4 separate regions of the Homo sapiens genome follow, and regions 2, 3 and 4 are each linked to region 1. The links are chromatin contacts, found by Hi-C or POLR2A ChIA-PET in ENCODE. All regions are on one chromosome and are shown on one strand. Each heading gives the region's core, a stretch centred on a gene start or an enhancer-like site at or near the end of the contact. The rest is flanking DNA. Distances are from core to core; before and after follow the strand shown. Region 1 holds the start of MIR550A3HG (MIR550A3 host gene). Region 2 has its middle 46 kb from the start of PRR15. Region 3 has its middle 25 kb from the start of PRR15. Region 4 holds the start of PRR15 (proline rich 15).

Region 1 (3,172 bases), core at 125-2,624:
CATCTGTGCTCAGTTGCGAATTCTTCTAATATCAGATACATAATGCGATGAAATGGGAATGCTTATCTTCTATACTTCTATTTATTTTCATAAAGCGGGAAGGGGAGGTGGTCTTGATTCATTTAATATTAGCGTTTTGCAATAAAGTAGAGCAGCATAAAATATAACTGAAGAAGAATTCATTTTCCCCAGGAAAATGCACCCTTCCTCCTGTTTCTACAGTAAAGCACATCATTTTGCTATTAAAAATGTCCATTTTTCACAACTGACTTTTCCTTAACTCTAGTCAACACTGCTCTTCAAAAGAACCTAGCCAATTACTGTACCTTGTAGGCAGAGTTGCAAAATTTTTGCTTCCCTAAGAAACTTTTCCATTTTTTAAATGCTTTCCAAATTAAGCAGGACTCACATTAACTGTGATCTTAAGTAGCAGTTTAGTGAGGTTTGAAAACAAACTTTTCATTAACGCATTCATCCAATTAAAGTGACATAGTAGGTGGGACTACTGACACAGATTTAAGGATTACAGCTTTATATTAAAAGTCAGTCCAAAGATGGTAACTCAGAGTTCATTTGAGACCCTTTGACTTTTGGCTTTTAAAAATTGTGCCCCACTCGAGTACCAGATAGAACTACATTTAGCAACCGTCTCCTCCTGACTTCCTGGTACTAAAAGCCACAACCACAAGGGCTATTTCGTGGGTTTGCTGTAAAACAACATTTGCTCCAGTCAACTCACTGGAAAATAGACTATCTCTACTGAGTACCCGCTGAGGTGTGGGTGCTCACGATGTTTAAAAACAAAACCACGTGTCTACGCGGCAGCGACACCGCAGGTGTTACGTGCCGGGTTTCTTCCCAGGATGGAGACCGGCGCGGGCTGGGCCGGGAAGCAGCCCCCGGCGCCCCGGCCGAAGGAGAAAAGGAGAAGGGTAAAAATAGCCGGCGGCCACGGCCCACGTGCAGCCGCGGGAGGACCGAGCGCGGGCGCGTGGAGAGGGGTCCGTACCTCCAAACATGCGCGGTGAGAGGTGAGCTGGTAAGGAGCCGATCACCAGGAGCGGCCCGCCGGGGCTCCAGCCCACCGGCCGGTGCCGGCCGCCGCCGCCATCCTCAGGGCTGCTGTGCACCGAGTCCTGCGAGTCCTACGGGCCGCTGCTGCTGTTCGGGATGCTGAAAGAGGACTGCGCCGCGAAGGCCCCCGACGCCACGCCCCCCCGAGGAAACAGCTGCGGGGCCGCCGCGGCGCCGCCGGGCTGGTGAGCGCTGGGCACCTGGGCCGGGAACCTCCCCGCGGCGGCGGCCTCCGGCCCCCGGCTCTGGTCCCGGTCCCATTGGCCACTCCGCTGCTACTGGAAGGTAGATCCGAGCCGAGTACGCGCGCGTGCGCCGTGAGCGGCGGCCAGGCCGCTCTGCTTGGCGCTCATGTCCGCCCTGCTCCGGACCGGGCCGCGCGCTGTGCCCCGAGAGCCAAGAAGGCAGGAGCGAACGCGGGAGCTAGAGGGCAGGGCCGAGGCGCTGCGGCCGGCCCAGAGAGGCCCCCGCACGTCCAGGGCCGCCGCCCGGCGCCCCGAGGGGCAGTCGGCGCCCGGCGCGCTCTTCTCGGGGCGGTGGGCAAGGCTGGCGGCCTGACGCGGGCGCGGGAGACGAGGAGACGCGGAGAAGAAGGTGTCCCGGCTGCAGGCACCCCTCGCTGTCTCCAGCAGGAAGGGGCGACTCAGGTGGCGGTGCGACTGCCGCTGGTTTCGGTTCTGGTGCGCCATGACGGGCCGCTGCCGCTTTCTGCCGCCGCGCTTGGCGCCCCGGGCCTCCGCACCGCCTAGTCTCCGGCGGCCGCTGCTACCGCCGCCATCCTCCGGCTCCCACGGCGGCTGGCGGCTGAGTGGGAGGCGCCCGCCCAGACTCCGCCGGAGCCACCTTCCCTCCTCCCCCAGCCACCCAGCCGTTATTAACGGAGAAAGAGGAAAAACGGGTGGCGCGCGAGGGGAGGACGAAGAATGGGAGGGAGGGAGGGGTGGCCCGCGCTTCCCGGCAACCGTCGCTTCCCTCCCCCTGCGAGATTAATTTCACAGGGGATTAATTTCTCATTTACAAATAAAAATGTAAGTTTAGAACAGAATGTTTTAACAAGGTAAAAGCATTCACTGCATACTATATGCCAGCACTATACTTAGGACATATAGGACATATACGACTGTATATGTGAGCGCTTATCTCACTTCTCTTGTAGAATGGTTATTATTAAACTTATTTGAGAGGTGAAGTGATTGACAGCCGTTGAAGGATTACTTGAGACCATGGAAACTATAACTTGCAGAGTCAGAATTTGAGTTCAATTCTGACATCAAAGCTATGCTTTTCCTACTGTGTCAACCTGCATAATAAAACTACACTTCTGAGACGAGGCAAGATGTTTTTGATGTTTAGTGATGTATATTACATTAACATTGATAATATGATCTCATTAGGTAGTATTGAGTAACTCTAATTTCATGCTTTAAATGCCTAGGGGGAGGACTGGAAAGATAATCACCAACTTTTTTTTTTTTTTTTTTGAGATGGAGTTTTGCTCTTGTCGCCCAGGCCAGAGTGCAGTCCTGTGATCTTGGCTCACTGCAGCCTCTGCCTTCCGATTTCCAGCCTCTGCCTTCCGATTTCAAGTGATTCTCCTGCCTCAACCTCCTGAGTAGCTGGCATCACAGGCGCCTGCCACCACGCCCAGCTAACTTTTGTATTTTTAGTAGAGATGGGGTTTCACTATGTTGGCCAGGCTGGTCTCGAACTCCTGACCTCATGATCCGCCCGCCTTGGCCTCCCAAAGTGCTGGGATTACAGGTGTGAGCCACCGCACCAATTACCAAAATATTAAAAATGGTTAGCTCTAAGAGGTGCTTGCTTTCTCTTTTCAACTCTTTATTTTTTGACATTTTCCCCCCAGTGATTTCACATTAGTTTCCCAGAATGTATAGTGTTATTTTTAAAAAACCTCTGAGACATGAACATTCTGTTGGAAATTTTTTTCTGTTGTTATTTTTTCTTTGTCTTTGAACTTTTAAAAATAGCTTGCAGTTTGGAAACAATTGGTCAATTAAATCTTCTGCTTGGTTAAAATTGTAATGGGTACAGGTGCTATTATTCCATTCTGTTCCAGTTTTTATAATATATTTTATAT
Region 2 (3,527 bases), core at 1-2,500, 76 kb before region 1:
GTGTGTGCTTCAGCTTCCAACTCACTCAGCACTTTTTGTAGGTCTTGAGTCAGTCTTTATCACACTAAACAATTTCTCATCTTGGCTTTGCAAATTGCTCTTCAAAACTAATAGTAAATTAACCTCTGCAAGAAAGCACATGAACTAATTCACATGTCCGTGGGCCAGGCTCCACCTGAATTATTGCAGAAATGCAAAAGAAGTTTTTTATATCATAATTGTATCACTAATAGCATGGTGTCAGGCCCTGGACTAAGCTCTTTATGTGATCTCACCTCTTTTATACAGGTGCTCTCTGAGGTACGTACCTAACTTGGCTCCACCTAACAGATGAAGGAACTGAAGTTAGGAGAGATTGTCAGTTACCCAAGGCCACAAGGTTAATATTCAGACCCAGACTGTCTAGCTTCTGGCTCCTTAACAAACATTCTAAAACAATGAGTTATCAGGCTTTTGAGACAATGAATACACACGAAAACAACAACATCAATAGAAAGGGGAGAATAATGGGGAACGAAAGGAGCACTTTGATTATTCACGCACTGGTACAGTGAGGCGTATTTTCCCCCAATCTCAGGAGAATACAGTACTTCATGCTTTTAGACTGAGTTAATGGCAGATATTTAGTTAGGTGGTTGCAAGGGTATCATATTCTCAAAGTGGCGAGTTCTCGGAAGGTTGACTTCTTTTCAGTTTTTGCCCTCTGTGGCCCATGCAGTGAATGCCTAACCTCTCCTCTCCACCCCAGTACTGAGGAGGTGAAATCTGCAGGTGTTGGCTTAAAAGGCAGGAATGTTTATTTCGTACCTTAAGTGGCCACAGCCTCTTCTTCCTGTACCTACCTGCAGCCCCGAGTTCAGACCACCAAGTGGATGGGGTGTGGGTAAAGACAGCCAGGAAGCTTGTCACAGCTGGGTCTGTTTTTTATATTTATAGGAAACAAGGTGGCTTCAGAAAGGACCCTGACGGTCTGGGAGACCCTCTTGCTCGGTTCAGGGCAGGCTTCCTCCCCTAGAATCCTAACAGGCAGTCCTATCCTTGGTCTGTATCTTCCCAGAGACAGACAGCTCACTATCTTGAAGAATTAACCTTGAGCCTAAAAAGTTCTCATGTCCCATGAATCGCTTCTGCCTCAGCATTTTCAGAGTGAAGAACAATAAGGACGGGTACCTTCCCTCATACTCCAGACCTTTTAGTGACCCTAGGCTGTGTTCTCAGTCATCCGACCTCCGCAACGCAGGGAGGAGACGGTATCTTGGATAGTTGAAAGGCAACTGGGTGTGGTTTGTTTATCTCTGGCATTCACAAGCTGGGCAGCTGGTGCCTTCACCTGCTCTGTGGACACAGCCCTCAAAGCCTCTTGGTTTGCAAAGGAAAGGCAGTCTCTCTTTCAGTGTTTTTGTTTGTTTGCTCCTTAGCATGAGAAATTAAAATAAAGCCCTCCTTTTTTAGTTGAATATTAACCCACTTCCCCTTTCCTTTTCCCCATCATGCTTTTATTCTGTCCTTCTCTGACCATCACTCAGTCTCTCTCTTCGGAGGGATCCTTCCTTTTTTGCTTGTCTTTCACTCTCCTTGTCTCTTTCCTCTTCTTTGTACCTGTCTCTTTCCACGGACTACATTCCGTATTACTTATCCTGCAGGTCTAGATGGAATGTGTGCCTTGTTCCTAGAGTAATGGCAGTGCCAATTATTCATCCCAAAATGACTGGGCTTAAGCCAATTGGAGTGGAATCCACAGATTGAGTCACCAACACTTAGGCAAGCGTTGAGGAGACGGAATGGTGGTAAATTCCAGGATGCTTTTAGGCGGCAAAGGAAGGAGTCCCCAAATTAGTGCCACCTAGCGGTTTGCTAGAGTAAGGTCTGCAGCCCAGGTCATCGAACGCACAGAGGAAGGTAATGTTTGGTTTTGTAAATATATTCTTCTTCCATGGCATGGCAGTCCCTGTGCCCTGCAAAGTGTTTTGTCATGATCTTGTTGAATCCTCACATATTGTAATCTCCCTGGAGTGAGGCACCGAGGGATGAAATAATGAGTGGGACTGGGATTCTAACCCTTGCTCCAAAGCTATTAATAGTACTCTTTCCACAACACACACGAAGGAAACTAGAAAGCTACAGAGATGCAGTTTGTACAATTTGGACACCAGAATTTAGCAGGAGTAATACTTTCTCATGATTTTGAGTAGATGCCAAGATGTTCAGAAATGATGTAAGAGAAAGGTTTCATAAATTTAAAGTTGGACAGTAGTGCATGTTTTAGATAGATGGACTTCTATTTCCACAGTTAAAATTGACAGAATGTATAAGATCCACATCTGTTTATAATAAATACAGTATCTCCCTAATACTTCATTTTTTAAGTGGAAAGAGTGTTGACATTTCTGGTCCCAGAATTGTGTTCAGCTCTTTTTTTTTTTTTTTTGGAGAGGCGGAGTCTCACTCTATTGCCCAGGCTGGAGTGCGGTGGCATGATGTTGGCTCACTGCAACCTCTGCCTCCCAGATTCAAGCAATTCTCCTGCCTCAGCCTCCTGAGTAGCTGGGATTACAGATGCCCGCCACCATGCCCAGCTAATTTTTTGTATTTTTAGTAGAGACAGGGTTCTGCCATCTTGGTCAGGCTGGTCTTGAACTCCTGACCTCAGGTGATCCACCTGCCTTGGCCTTCCAAAGGGCTGGGATTACAGGTATGAGCCACCGCACCCAGCTGTGTTCAGCTCTTTTTTCCATCAACAGTGAAAAGAAAATACCACCTCCACCATTGTGGTTTTTGAGATTATTGAAGTCAATTAAATGTCAACATTTACCAAAAAATAACCAAAAAAAGATAGGCTGCTTTAGATGAAATAGCATTGAAGTTTATTAAACTTAGACAACAGAAGACTCTTGTGTAAATCCACATAAACAAAACCAGAAGTTCCCTCAGAAGACCCTCACCCGGATGTACAGGTGGAGTCTAGTGGTCTTTGAACTAAATGTGAGAATCACTGGGCCAGAGGCCTGGCCTGAGTGTAAGAAAGAGGTTAAGAATGGATTCTGTGAACTTCCAGGTTGCCATGAAGGTCTCTCAAAGGCTTTTGCCTCAGGGCCCGTCTCTCTGTGGCCCTGAGGAGAAGTAGCCTTCTGCGCAGCTGCCAACCAGGCCCTGGGAGGCACAGAAAGGGTTCTTTCTCACATCTAGCCTCACAGGGGCCCTGCTAGACCCCACAGGACATATTTATGGCTGTCCTCTTTCCTGCTATGAGGGGAAGAGAAGTCTTCCTCATTGTGCTTGTGTTGATAGCCTAGCACCCTGGACCCAGCACTTGGCTTTACTTGGAAAGAAAATTTATCTGTTGGTCGTGTGAAAAATTCCTCTAGATGGACTTCACTGGGGCTCTGGTTTTCTGGGACTCCCTACCTGAGTGAAGAGAGAGGTCACTTCTCTTCTACCAAAGTAGAAAACACTTTGATATGTAATGAAATGGAGGTTACTGGGTAACTTCCTCTTTCTAAATCTCAGTGAAATTCAGTCCTGGTTTA
Region 3 (3,355 bases), core at 481-2,980, 97 kb before region 1:
TGGCTGTGATGGATTTGGGGCTTGCAAGTTTATATCAGCCTGATGGGGATAGCCTCCGGGAAAGAGTGGGCATGTGTTTCAATATGTTCCTTAGCAATAGACCTCAGAGAGAGTTTCTCAATCTCTCCATGATATGCTGAAGGCTGTTGTAGAAGCTGAGGTCAGGAATAGATCAAGGGTGTAGAGACACACAACAGGGTTGGAAGATGATTGCTGTTTGAGAAGAGTGACAGACAAGGACAATGAAGGGGAAGCTTGAGCCCTGGGACTCATCATTCCCGTAAGACTTCCCTTGTACTCCAGCCCATGGAGCTCTCTGCCTTCACTAACAGGCATAACCCCAGCCTCCTATTGTAAAATCTTTGGCTTATTTCCAATATTCTGCTCTTTAAGGCAATGCTAGATAGAATAATTTGAACATAGATTTTGCAACTGATAAGTTTATCTGTAAAATTAAATTCTAGAAGAAGGTATCCTAGGTCAAAGAGTACAGATTTCACAGTTTTGTTTTGTTTTGTTTTGTTTTTGAGACAGAGTCTTGCTCTGTCACCCAGGCTGGAGTGCAGTGGCATGATCATGGCTCACTGCAGTCTCAACCTCTCAGGCTCAATCGATCCTCCCAAATCAGCCTCCCAAGTAGCTGGGACTACAGGTGCATACCAGCATTTCTGGCTACTTTTTGTCCTTTTTGGAAGGCAGCTATGCTAACCACTACACCACCAACACCTCTGCACCTCTACTATTTTTAGTAGAAATGGGGTTTCACTATCTCTACTTCACAACCCAGACTGTTCTCAAACTCCTGGGCTCAAGTGACCTGGCTGCCTCGGCCTCCCAAAGTGCTGGGATTATAGGCGTTAGCCACTGTGCCTGGCCCACAGATTTTTATAGATAAATTTTATTGATATTGTCACATTGTATCTATAAGGGTTGTACTCATTTACAGCACTCACAAGCAATGTACAAAAGAGCTGTTTCCTCATACCCTTGCCAAATAGAGTCTTATCAAACTTTTGGATTTTAACTACTTAATAGGTAAAAAATGGTATATATCTTGAGTAGTTATAATTTGCATTTCTATTATAGGTGAGCTTCAGCATCTCTTGGAACATTTCTATATCTTTTTATGTGAACTCTGTTGATATTCTTTGTGTGTTTTTGACCATGTTATTGGTTTAATTGGTCTCTAATTATGAGACATATGCTAGTCTTATTTATCCGACTAGATTGCTTTTTAATCACATTTATGTTATGACATTATTGCGTTATTATATTCTTCAACTCTCATGATATGGTTTTGGGGGTTTTGTGTGTGTGTGTGTGTGTGTGTGTGTGTGTGTTAAAGGATTTATTATGGATATCCAACCAGATTTTAGTTCCCTAAGTACAGGACCAGTGAATTATGTTTATTTCTTTGGCTTACTGAATGAGGGAGAACAGAAGAACTGAATGTTACCTGGAGACTGGGATCTCACCTGTAGTGGATGGAATGGACCTAAAAAAGATATGTCCTAACCTCCAGAACCTGTGAATAAGGCCTTATTTGGGAAAAAGGTTTTTGCAGTTATAATTAAGTTAAGGATCTTGAGATTATCCTGGATTACCTAGGTGGGTCCTGGATAATCATTCACATACACTCAGTCAACTAATTGCCACTGCTGAGGAAACACAGAAACAGCAAAGGGGCAAAGACCAGGTGAAGAGGAAGGGCAGAGACTGGAGTTAGGAGTCAGAGCCCCAAGGGCACCTGGAGTCCCCAGTGCCTGAAAGAGGCCAGGAAGGCTGTTCCCTTGTATCCTCCAGAGGCAGCATGGCCCTGCCAACACCTTGATTTTAGACTTTTGGCCTCCGGAACTGTGCGAATAAACTGTGTTTTTTTAAGCCACCAGTTAGTGATCATTTGTTTTGGCAGCCACAGGAAACAAATACATCATCTTTAGCTCCTGTGGTCCCTCCCTATCACATCAAGTGAATACACGTTACTCTGCTGACTGTTGTGAGAGGAGGAGAGGAAGGAAGGATGTACAGAAAGCATAAGAGAAGAGGGAAAAGATGGGACTGGAGTGGGGTAGAGAATGTCAAAGAGAGGAGAAGAAAGAAGAGAGGAAGAAAAAAATGAAACAAAAACGAGCAATGAGGTAAAAATGGGTTGTTGTCTGCTCAGACCCTTTGAGCTTCTCTTTGTCCTCATCGGTCCACACACAGCCTCTCTTCCTTCTTTCCCTCAGCCTCCCCCAGCCCCCCATGCACCTGCCACACTAAGCAAGTTCATTTTTGTGCTGTTCTGACTTCCTGTCCCATCCCACGTTCTGCTTTCCAATCTGCAGGCGCCAGTGAGAGGGGAAGAAGCCTGAGCAGAGGGTCTTGCTCACCCAGAAAGTTCCGCTCCACATCCCATCAATCACCCTAAAGAGAAGCCAGGGGACCCGGGCCACTCGCCAATGCAGGGTCTCCTGGGCTCAGGCAGATACCCGAAACTTGCCACCTCAAGCACCCACTTGGAATGCTTCTGCTGTCACATCACTCTGCTCTATCTGCCACCCACAACCCAAGTAAGTTAAACAGAGGAAGTGGCCCAGAACTGCCAAGTGTGCCCTCAGAAAAATCTCCAAAGGCAGAGGTCAGGAGGCTGTAATCATTTTGGGGATTATCTTCCGGGCTTAAGTTGGGGCTTTAAGCTTCTCTGTGCTGCCTCTAGTGGTCACTGGAAGGAATGCTCCTCTGAAGGACGCAAGGGCTGCTGGAGCAAGGGCAGTTGACTGTTTTGTTTGTTTTTGTTTCTTGTTTTTTTTTTTGTTTTTGTTTTGTTTTGGTTTGGTTTTGCTGTGAACAACATGTATGGAACCTAAGTGCCATCCTCTGCCCATTGACTTCATCATTGTTCACAAATTTCTCACACACTTTTTGAAAAATTCCCTGGGTTTTCATCTAGGCATTTTTGATCATTTTTTCAGAGAGGATTTTTAAGCCTTCTTAAAGAATCTCCCATTTTGTGATCTTCCATTATTTTTGTAAATATTTTAAATTTTAATATGATAAAAATCCCTTGTAGTGTACAGTTCTATGAGTTTGGACAAATTCATAGACTGGTATAACAATCACCCCAATCAGGAGACCAGATGATCCCCTCTCTCCAAAAATTTCTTCCAAGTGGTCCCTTTTAATCAAATCCTCCCCCACCTGTAAGTCTTAGTAACCACTGATCCACTGATATTACTTTTATCCCTATAGGGTTCTTTCCTGCAGAATGCCATATAAATGAAATCCTACAATCTGTAGCATTTTGAGCCTTGTTTCTTTCACTTATGATAATGCATTGATTAGCATAATCCATCAGTTTTGTCAAGAGTATCAC
Region 4 (3,109 bases), core at 592-3,091, 120 kb before region 1:
CCTGCTTCTGTGATTGAAAGTTTATGCTCTAAAAGTAATCCCGAGAAATATATAAAAATGCATGACTTCCAAATACCCTGTGCTGTGCATATCATAGAAATTCAAAGAATCCCAAACTAAAAAGTAAATCATATATTCATATTTTTATCTTTCACAAATTGAAATACTCTCTAAAAATTTTTTCTACTAATTCTATATTGCAAATTATTTGAGTTAGGCAGTATGTCTTTCACTACTTTTTTTTTTTTTTTTTTTTTTTACAGACAGAGTCTCACTCTGTCACCCAGGCTGGAGTGCAGTGGCCGGATCTCAGCTCACTGCCACCTCCACCTCCCAGGTTCAAATGATTCTTGTGCCTCAGCCTCCCCAATAGCTGGGAATACAGGCGTGCACCACTACACCCACCTTGTTTTTTATTATTATTTTTAAGTAGAGACAAGGTTTTGTCATGTTGGCCAGGCTGGTCTCAAACTCCTGGTCTCATGTGATCCACCCGCCTCGGCCTCCAAAGCGCTAGGGTTACAGGCTTGAGCCATCTTGCCCGGCTGTCTTTCACTGCTTTTATACTGCAAACAGTTTTCACAACAGAGATGCTCAGTTGCTCCACACCCAGTCCTTCAGGGGAGTTATGCTTGCATATGAGCTCAAGGAACATCAAAATCGTTTTTTGAAACAAGAGCATCCTGGAAGATGAAGCAAGCTGCACCTCTGCCTTCATTAGTGAAAATGCCCTGTGCCAATATCTTTATGTCAAATGAATAAAAAGTACTCTTGGCCGGGCGCTGTGGCTCACGCCTGTAATCCCAGCACTTTGGGAGGGAGGCCGAGACGGGCGTATCACGAGGTCAGGAGATCGAGACTATCCTGGCTAACACGGGGAACCCCGTCTCTACTGAAAATACAAAAAATTAGCCGGGCGCAGTGGCGGGCGCCTGTAGTCCCAGCTACTCGGGAGGCTGAGGCAGGAGAATGGCGTGAACCCGGGAGGCGGAGCTTGCCGTGAGCCGAGATCGCGCCACTGCAGTCCAGCCTCGGCGACTGAGCGAGACTCCGTCTCAAAAAAAAAAAAAAAAAAAAAGTACTCTTATGTGACCAGGAGTGCAATCCCCGGTTCACTTCCTGCAGTGGCTCAGGGCTGGATTTACACTGCCCTCGTTGGGTGGCTGTCCATGGACTTCCAGGCCTGAAAGAAGGAAATTCACATCCTCACTGAGTCGTGTTAAGAGTCTCAGACTGGCAGGTTGTGGTGGTTAAGACCGTAGAAGCTAGAGTCAGGCCCCCTGGGTTCCAACCCTGCTCTGCCACGTACCAGACAGGCAAACCTGAGCAACCATTTTCCCGTGCTAGGGTTTCCTCGCCTGTCGAGTGAGAATAATAATAATAACAATACCTACCTCCTAGGGTTGCTGTGAGAAATAAATGACAATCCACAGAAAGCGCCTGCAACGGCGCCTGGCTGGCAAACAGCGGACTTGTTAATTACAGCCTTTCAACTAAGGGCGCCTGAAACTCGCAAACATTTTGCTCGGGTGTGGATTCGCTCCCGTTAGTTACAAACTTGGGATCCCGGGACCCGGAAAGCAAGGGGGAAAAATAAATCGCGATGGGGCCAAGGGACAGCTGCTGCGGCAACTTTTACCCAGCGGAGCCCACCTACAGCCTCAGCCTCCGGGTCTCAGGTCTCCGCCGTTTCTTCTCAAGGAGTCGGTCGGGGGAGCGGCACTGCACAGCTTTTCTCCAATCAGACACCTCAAGGCTGGCGCCTGATCCAATCTCCTCCCCTGGAGGGTGGGAACGCGAAGTTCCTACCTGCACCTGTGGCAGCGGTGACCGCCTCCTGGGTTATTTTCTTTTCTCCCCCAGCTGCCCCAGGGTTCTGGTTTCCCGAATCACTTGGCAAATAACCAGCAGGTGGGCAGATGTCTTTTTTGCGTTCCTACGGACGCGTAGGCAAGTTCGATGCGCCGGAGTGAACAGCCAGGGTCCCATCTCTCAGCCGGCTCCCGGGCGGTGCTAGCAGGGAAGAGGGACGCGCCGGCGAATGAAACACTACTAGCCCGGAAAGCCGCCCTGGACCTTCCACCCGGGCAGCGAGTCTGGCGGCCCCTCGCCGCCGCCCCCTCCGACCAGAACAGACTGCGCTGCGAGCCCCGGGCTTCCGCCGCAGCGCGCAGCAATTGGAGGTGCCAGAGGAGACCAGCAGCAGCACTTGATTTAGCTGGGCTGCGGGAATTCCGACCTGTACACTTTCCAGAAGCCTGATCTCTCCAAGTCCGCGCCCAGGGACTCGAGCCCCGGCTTCCAGGTTGACCCGAGCGCGCCCCCTTCGTGCTCTCGGCCGCGTTCACCGCGCGAGGCCTCCGGGTCCTGTTAAGCCCGAGCAGGTGAGCGACTGGGGGTGGTTCGGCGTCCGCCGAGACAGAGCCTGGCCCCGGGGGTCACCCTGGGGTGCTGCCTGGTACCTCCCAGGTACCCGCCTCCCGGAGCCCTAAGAGAGGCTGAAAACCACGGACGCTCCAGGACTCCGTTTTCTGTACTTTTGAGTAATTTGCCATCTTTTCCTTGCGCAATTCGTACAAAGCCCTTCCGTGCTCACAAAGTTGATGATTGTGAAGAAGAAAATGTAGGTTAGAGGAGAGGAAGCAGCATCAGGACACCTTACCACCACTGTTAGTAAATGACTTGGGGGTACGGGTTGCTTTTCCGATCTGCAAAGTAGGAGGGAATGGGATGTTTGCAGACGCAGTTGCTAATTGTGCCTGAGGGCGTGGGTGCCTTTTGTACCGAAAGAACTTTTGGCCGTTTTTTCTTGTATTGTTTTCAAGTCGCTGCCCGAGTGTGTCCTCAGGGCATCCTGGGGAGGAGCCGGTGTTGCGGTTTCGGGGCGCAGCCGAGGCCGCCCCGCCGCCTCCCGTAGGCGATCAGACTTCCTCTCCCTGGCGGTTCCGGGAGGAGAACCTCCTACAACAAACACCGCCGAAGTTTCCCTCTCCAGCGCGATCGCCAATCCCAGGAGCGCCCGGCGCGTGGGCTGGGAAGGAGCCGAGCGGAAACCTGGAAGTGAGCCGCGGCGCAGGCGAATCCTGCCGTTGCTGGTGGCAGCGCCCAA

What was found. A loop is a pair of places that touch in the nucleus more often than their neighbours do. ChIA-PET counts read pairs that join two places held with the same protein, here RNA polymerase II (POLR2A). Pooled maps may share reads with other maps.
Region 2: a loop to region 1 is called in a pooled map, with 2.1 times the contacts of the local background. The contact joins the enhancer-like site here to the promoter of MIR550A3HG in region 1. A Hi-C loop is called at or near these places in 1 of 50 pooled maps.
Region 3: a loop to region 1 is called in a pooled map, with 4 times the contacts of the local background. The contact joins the enhancer-like site here to the promoter of MIR550A3HG in region 1. A Hi-C loop is called at or near these places in 1 of 168 maps with a recorded cell type or tissue (mammary epithelial cell) and 2 of 50 pooled maps.
Region 4: a loop to region 1 is called in a map of PC-9, with 3 times the contacts of the local background. The contact joins the promoter of PRR15 here to the promoter of MIR550A3HG in region 1. A Hi-C loop is called at or near these places in 3 of 168 maps with a recorded cell type or tissue (PC-9, endothelial cell of umbilical vein and mammary epithelial cell) and 9 of 50 pooled maps. POLR2A ChIA-PET finds 5 or more read pairs at or near these places in 3 of 52 experiments (AG04449, PC-9 and WTC11).

Annotation. Positions count from the first base shown.
Region 1 is chr7:29,683,764-29,686,935 of GRCh38, forward strand. It overlaps MIR550A3HG (MIR550A3 host gene), which reads right to left and starts at 1,375. Exons shown (of 2, transcript NR_024278.1): 1 at 1,010-1,375. It also overlaps the pseudogene ZNRF2P2 and the pseudogene DPY19L2P3. RefSeq lists a silencer at 1,171-1,220.
Region 2 is chr7:29,608,106-29,611,632 of GRCh38, forward strand. No RefSeq gene overlaps it. Among named protein-coding and RNA genes, the nearest start is that of PRR15, 46 kb to the left of the region's middle. Within about 2 kb of position 1,251, at least 4 of the 41 ENCODE cell types and tissues checked have a DNase peak (open chromatin) inside an H3K27ac peak, as active enhancers do.
Region 3 is chr7:29,586,666-29,590,020 of GRCh38, forward strand. No RefSeq gene overlaps it. Among named protein-coding and RNA genes, the nearest start is that of PRR15, 25 kb to the left of the region's middle. Within about 2 kb of position 1,731, at least 2 of the 41 ENCODE cell types and tissues checked have a DNase peak (open chromatin) inside an H3K27ac peak, as active enhancers do.
Region 4 is chr7:29,561,994-29,565,102 of GRCh38, forward strand. PRR15 (proline rich 15) reads left to right here and starts at 1,842. Exons shown (of 2, transcript NM_175887.3): 1 at 1,842-2,384. It overlaps PRR15-DT (PRR15 divergent transcript), which reads right to left and starts at 1,698. Exons shown (of 2, transcript NR_183550.1): 1 at 1,395-1,698.